Linked DNA regions of Homo sapiens: region 1 is linked to region 2. The links are chromatin contacts, found by Hi-C in ENCODE. All regions are on one chromosome and are shown on one strand. Each heading gives the region's core, a stretch centred on a gene start or an enhancer-like site at or near the end of the contact. The rest is flanking DNA. Distances are from core to core; before and after follow the strand shown.

The links. A loop is a pair of places that touch in the nucleus more often than their neighbours do. Pooled maps may share reads with other maps.
Region 1: a loop to region 2 is called in a map of gastrocnemius medialis, with 2.8 times the contacts of the local background. The contact joins two enhancer-like sites. A Hi-C loop is called at or near these places in 25 of 168 maps with a recorded cell type or tissue (A673, Caco-2, Calu3 and 21 more), 15 of 37 single-sample maps with no recorded cell type and 25 of 50 pooled maps.

What each region holds. Positions count from the first base shown.
Region 1 is chr10:77,103,050-77,105,921 of GRCh38, forward strand. All of the region lies in intron 9 of KCNMA1 (potassium calcium-activated channel subfamily M alpha 1), which reads right to left. Among named protein-coding and RNA genes, the nearest start is that of KCNMA1-AS2, 36 kb to the right of the region's middle. Within about 2 kb of position 1,547, at least 5 of the 41 ENCODE cell types and tissues checked have a DNase peak (open chromatin) inside an H3K27ac peak, as active enhancers do; they include ascending aorta, where a contact is called at or near this core.
Region 2 is chr10:77,011,985-77,014,684 of GRCh38, forward strand. KCNMA1 (potassium calcium-activated channel subfamily M alpha 1) reads right to left here. Exons shown (of 28, transcript NM_001161352.2): 18 at 1-59. Among named protein-coding and RNA genes, the nearest start is that of KCNMA1-AS1, 130 kb to the left of the region's middle. Within about 2 kb of position 1,312, at least 2 of the 41 ENCODE cell types and tissues checked have a DNase peak (open chromatin) inside an H3K27ac peak, as active enhancers do; they include ascending aorta, where a contact is called at or near this core.

The DNA of each region.
Region 1 (2,872 bases), core at 297-2,796, 91 kb after region 2:
GAGGCAGGTCACTAACTGTGCTGGGCTGTTTTTAGTTCTTGAATTTTGTTCTCAACTATTGAATACTCAATTATTTCTTCTAAAGTATGGAATCCTCTTTAAAATATGAGCATTTACAATAAAGAAGATAATTAAGTACTCTAGTTTCATATTTAAATAGAAAAGCATGACAAACTGTCCCCATCTCTCTGAATGTAAGGCTCTTTCCAATGTGGAGACCACATCCGAGGTTGAAGGCAGACAGCCCTAACTCCCTCCAGCGGGATACAGGCTCCTGAGGGTGAATATTCCAAGTCAAAGCTATGAAACAAACACACAGAATGCACCCTGCAGAACTGGTCACGTGGGGCTCTACTGTGCCTTTCACTGATAAGGAAGAAACCACCTCCAGATACTGCTCTGTGCTGTGCGGCAGACTAACTAAGGAGTGAAAGGGAACAGGTGGTTCCATCTGCAAGGGTATAGAAGGCTCTGCAGGTGAGATCTGCCCAGCAGGGAAGTCCAAGTTTAGCAGATCACTACAATTCTCCATGGAACTACCTTTAAAGGATGGAGCCAGGAAGGGGAAGAAAATGTTGAAATCCACAAAAAAGGCACAATTCTCACTTTAGGTGTGGTTCATCTGTCTGTCCTTGAGAGCCTTTCATTGCTAGAAGTGTTCAAGAGGGAATTAGAATTCTAGTCTAACCAAATGGGAAAAATAAAGGAAGGAATGGTTTTGTCCCCTCTCCATCTTTTTCCCCTCAATCCTGGGGCCAGGACCCTTAGGGGTAGTGGGTGGGCAGGAGGGGAGAGGAGACAGCCCCAAAGTGAAGCTCATGCCTTTCTCTTCCTCTCCATCATGAGCACGGTACTCTGGCTCCCCTTATACGGAAAGGTGGAGGAAGATACAAACAATAGGAGATCACTGAGTTTAGAGCAGAATGGAGTCTCAAGAGATGACATGGAGAGGCAGCAGGACGCAGGGAAGCAGGCTGTCCAGGTTCAAACCCCAGCCCAACTCTTTACTAGCTGCGTGATGTCAGGCAAGTTACTTAACCTCCCTGTTCCTCAGTTTCTTCACTCATTCCAAATGGAGATGATGGTAATACCTTTCTCACAGGATCAATGTGAGGATTCTGAAATATGCAAATATTTGTAGGTATTACTATTGCCAGAGAAGGCAGTCCTGGGGCTTTAGGCTGCACTGATTCACATTCTCATTTCAGGAAGTGTGTGGCACTCCTGTCTCTATAGGCAAATGTTCCAAGAGAAGCCACAGCATTTAAGTTTCACAGGCAGCTTTCTTGAATTGGAGCAAGAGACGGGTTAGTCCATGACAACTATTCCCCAAACCAGAATGGCGGCTCAGCAGCTTCATCCTGAGGACCTTCCTTCAAGTTAATTACACTCACTTTCCTCTCCCACCTTGGCTACATCTAGTCTTTCATGACTCATTCCCCTCTCGTGTGCCCTGTCAGCATTTGGCTACCAGGAATCAGTAGAATAATCCAAACCCATCCCATTCTCTCTGTCCCAAACACCTGGGCCTAGGATTGCCTCAAACTTGAGTCACTCAAGTCCCAACATGGGAAACACAAGGTCTGGGTGGCTCCCGGCTGGACTCCCTCTAACAAGGGGGTTACAGCAGATGGATTCCTCTCTGTGACTGATTATTTTCCATGGCCCTTGGCCATGTGACCTTGGACCACGATCTTGTCAGTTCTCATAAACTAACCAGGAGTGGAATGAATCACACTCAGGGAGGAGACCTCTGGGGGAAACTGCAAGGGGCTGTGAGAGGGAGGAGAGAGCTGGGGATCCCAAAGGCCATGGGAGCGTCACCAGCCCTCAGGCCTTCCCTGTCTCTAAGCAGCTTTGACCTTACACAAAGGAAAGGAGGAGGAGGCAGTGGCCTTGGGAGGCAGGCTGGGCTGCAGGAGGGCTCCCTTATGAATAAGATTTAGGGTATCAGCCCAAGAGCCCAGAGAGCTCTAATCCCTCCAACTCAGAGAGATTACCTGCCTCAGCTACTCACTGAACCCTTGGTTGTGGACACCCAAACCCCTATTCTTAGATGCTCCAATCCATCATAACATACATGAAATAGCCAACACACACGCACATGTGCACAATTACCCATACCTACTGCAGGGACTGGGTATCCTTCAGGAGGTGATGAAAATGTTGGGTAAGGCACTCTAGGCCCTTGAAATAGTGTTGATGGTGAAGAGGCTTTGAGAATGCTACTTGAAATGTTTATATTATGCCAAACACATTGATTAAAACTGAAAATGAAATGCCAATGAAATCTTCATATTCTCAAATATCCTGAATTTGGGTGTTGTACAAACAAAACCCTGATCTTCTCTGCCTAAATTTTGTACTTTAAATAATCTTTGAATTTCAAAGTTTTATGTCTCTGTAGCTTTAGATCATGAGTTACCTTGAGTTCTCTGACAAGTTAATATATTGTTAGAGAAATCATTTCTGAATAAAATATGCACAAGTAAACAAATCCCTTAACTATGTATACATTCTAATTTCTTTCTGGGCATTTATTTGATTGGGTCCTGGGGAGCAGAGAACATGTATGTGTGTGTCCATGGGCAGAGCACATGGACTTATGCATACACAAAAACTCAGAGCACAGCACACTGTTTTAAGAGTCTGAACTTTATCTTTCAACAAAGTTTAGCTGCTTTCCTTTTGCAAATGCATTTAATTTTATCTGGAAACTTTTTGACGTTAGAAATAGAACAACTGTAGTTTCTCATTATGTTTGCTGCCAGAATCCATGCTTGGTTGCTCAACTAAAGACCTTATATTGCTAATTACTACCACATGCCCATATCCCAAGCGAAAGAAAACTTATTGATTCTGACAGCCCATT
Region 2 (2,700 bases), core at 62-2,561:
TTTTTATTCTTTTGGGATCTGTGATGTCATCATGACAGGCCTTGCAGTAAAAAAATGCCCTGGAGAAAGAGAATGGAAAAACTGACACGTTTCATAATCCACCCAAATGAAATGAGTACCACATTTCCTCCACGGTGGTGCCAAATTAATGAAACACGCCAGCATTAATTTCCTTTAATCTTTTGAAAGGTTTAGACATTTGCAGACGGAAATGTTTGTTGCAAGACCATTTATTTCAAACACAGGATTCTGTGATTTGAGTTAGTGCTCCTTTTCATAAACTTCCATTTACAAAGAAACTGGGAAAAAAGTTGCTGATGTGACACACTGTGTCTGCTCATTCGTCTTTCATTTTTGAGAACAGCCTTTGATGCTACTCGTGGGGACATGTGGGCAATGAGCCCTGGGCCCTTGGTGGGGAAGTTAAATACAACACCAAAATTCCCACAGTCTGGTCAAATATATATTTGAGGGGGCAGAAGTATGTCGTTTCTCAGTCAAATAAAAATATCAAGCTTGTCACTCTGAAAGCACCTTTTCTGGGCAGCCAAAGGGAGACAGAGTTGAGGAGGTCTGCAGAGAGGGAAAAACGAAAGCCACGAGTCAGTGGGTTCCTCTGTCAAACCCCCTCTGGAGTTTCACAGCTTATTTTACTCCAAAGCTGACTGGACCAATTCCCATGCTATCCAGCCCTGAGAACATGCACTAAATGATGGTTTTCTTCTCACTATGGAGCAAAGCTCAGCTGACCACTGGAAGGGGGTGAGTAGAGCTTATTGAAGCAATAGGTAGGTAGAAGGAGAATGAGATGAAGCACTCAAAAAGAAAATCCCCTAATCTGACTTGAATGTCCATAGGTGATTCCACAGTGCATTAGCTGTGTCAAAGATATTCTGGATAAGAAAAATAAGATCATTCAAGCACTATTTGAAATCACAGTGCCTAGAACAGCACAAGAGGCCTGTGCCCTTTCAGTACTGGGGAGGTGATAAAATTCACTGGAACAACCCTACAACCTTCTGGATCCAAGAACTAACAAAATCCCTGGCTTGTTGCCTTTACCACTCCCAACAGGAAACTGAATGCCAGCTATGAACATGGCCTTTTCTTGACCAGGGCTGCAGAAATAAACACAATTCTTGACCATTTGATTCTTAGGTTCCTTTTTATGTTTTCACAGGACTTGATTTATAATTGGCACTCATTGGAAACCAATGTTAAGACTTTTGGATCCACACGAGGTCTTGGAGATCCTGCAGCCTAAATCTCTGGGACTCAGTGTCCTCATCTGTAAACTGAGGAGGTTGTCGTGGACTGCCCAGTCATTCCATGCTGGGATTCAGCCAGCCCCAGGACTTCTGAATCCAAGTCCAATGCTTGCTCTATCCTAGCAAATTCTCCACTCTTTCTTTAAATGCCAGCTGTCATCTATGTCTCAAAAAAATTAAAAAAAAAATAAAAAGAAATCCTAGCTGACTGTTGACCCTGAGTGGCAATGTGGCTAAGAACCCAATCAATCTGCCTTGGCACAGGAAGAACAGGAAAGTAGAAAGCATCCAAGTTGGGGAAAGTAACTCTGCGTCCACTTCCTTTGGCCATTTTCCCTCCCCCTTTGTTGCTCTTAACACATAATGATAATAACGGTAACAATCATATAGCTAACATCTATAGAGAACAGACTACATGTCAGGTGTGGTTCTAAGTATTTTATAAGCATTAAACATATTTGATCCTCAAACAACCCTTTGAAGGAGGTATGATTATTATTTCTATTTTACAGATAAGGAAACTGAAGCACAGAGAAGTTAAGTGACCTGCCCAAGGCCACACAGCTAAAAGTACCAAAGCTGAGATTGAATTCACATAGCCTGGCACCAGAGCCCAAGGTCTATACTAAAGAGATGATGACATGATAATAAGCCTGAATAGACTTGTGAAAAGATAAAGTTTGATTACTTCATGAACTAAAGTTGGATTCTTTTTTAATTTAATTTTTATTTTTAATTGACAAATAATAATTGTATTATATGTGTGGTATGCAACACATTGAAATACATATACAATGTGGAATAGTTGAATCAAGCTAATTAACATATACATTATACAGATAAAGAAACTGAAGCACACCTTTTGTGGTACGAACACTTAAAATCTACTGTCTTGGCTGGGTGTGGCGGCTGACGCCTGTAATCCAACACTTTGGGAGGCTGATGTGGATAGATCACGAGGCCAGGAGTTTGAGACCAGCCTGGCCAACATGGTGAAACCCTGTCTCTACTAAAAATAAAAAAATTAGCCAGTCATGGTGGCATGCACCTGTAATCCCAGCTCCTTGGGAGGCTGAGGCAGGAGAATCGCTTGAATCCAGGAGGTGGAGGTTGCAGTGAGCCGAGATTGTGCCACTGCACTCCAGCCTGGGAGCCTGGGCAATAGAGCAAGACATTGTCTCAAAAAAAAAAAAAAAAAAATCTGTCTTTGCAATTTTCTGGTATATAATTCATTTTTAACTATAGTCACCACATTGAACAATAGATTTCTTGAACTTATTCCACCTGTCTAACTGAAATTTCATGTTTTAGATGGACATCTCCCCAATCCCTCCCAACCCCAGCCCCTGTTAACCACCATTCCACTTTCTGCTTCTATGAGTTTAACTTTTGTAGGTTCCACATGTAAATAAGAACATGCGATGTTTGCCTG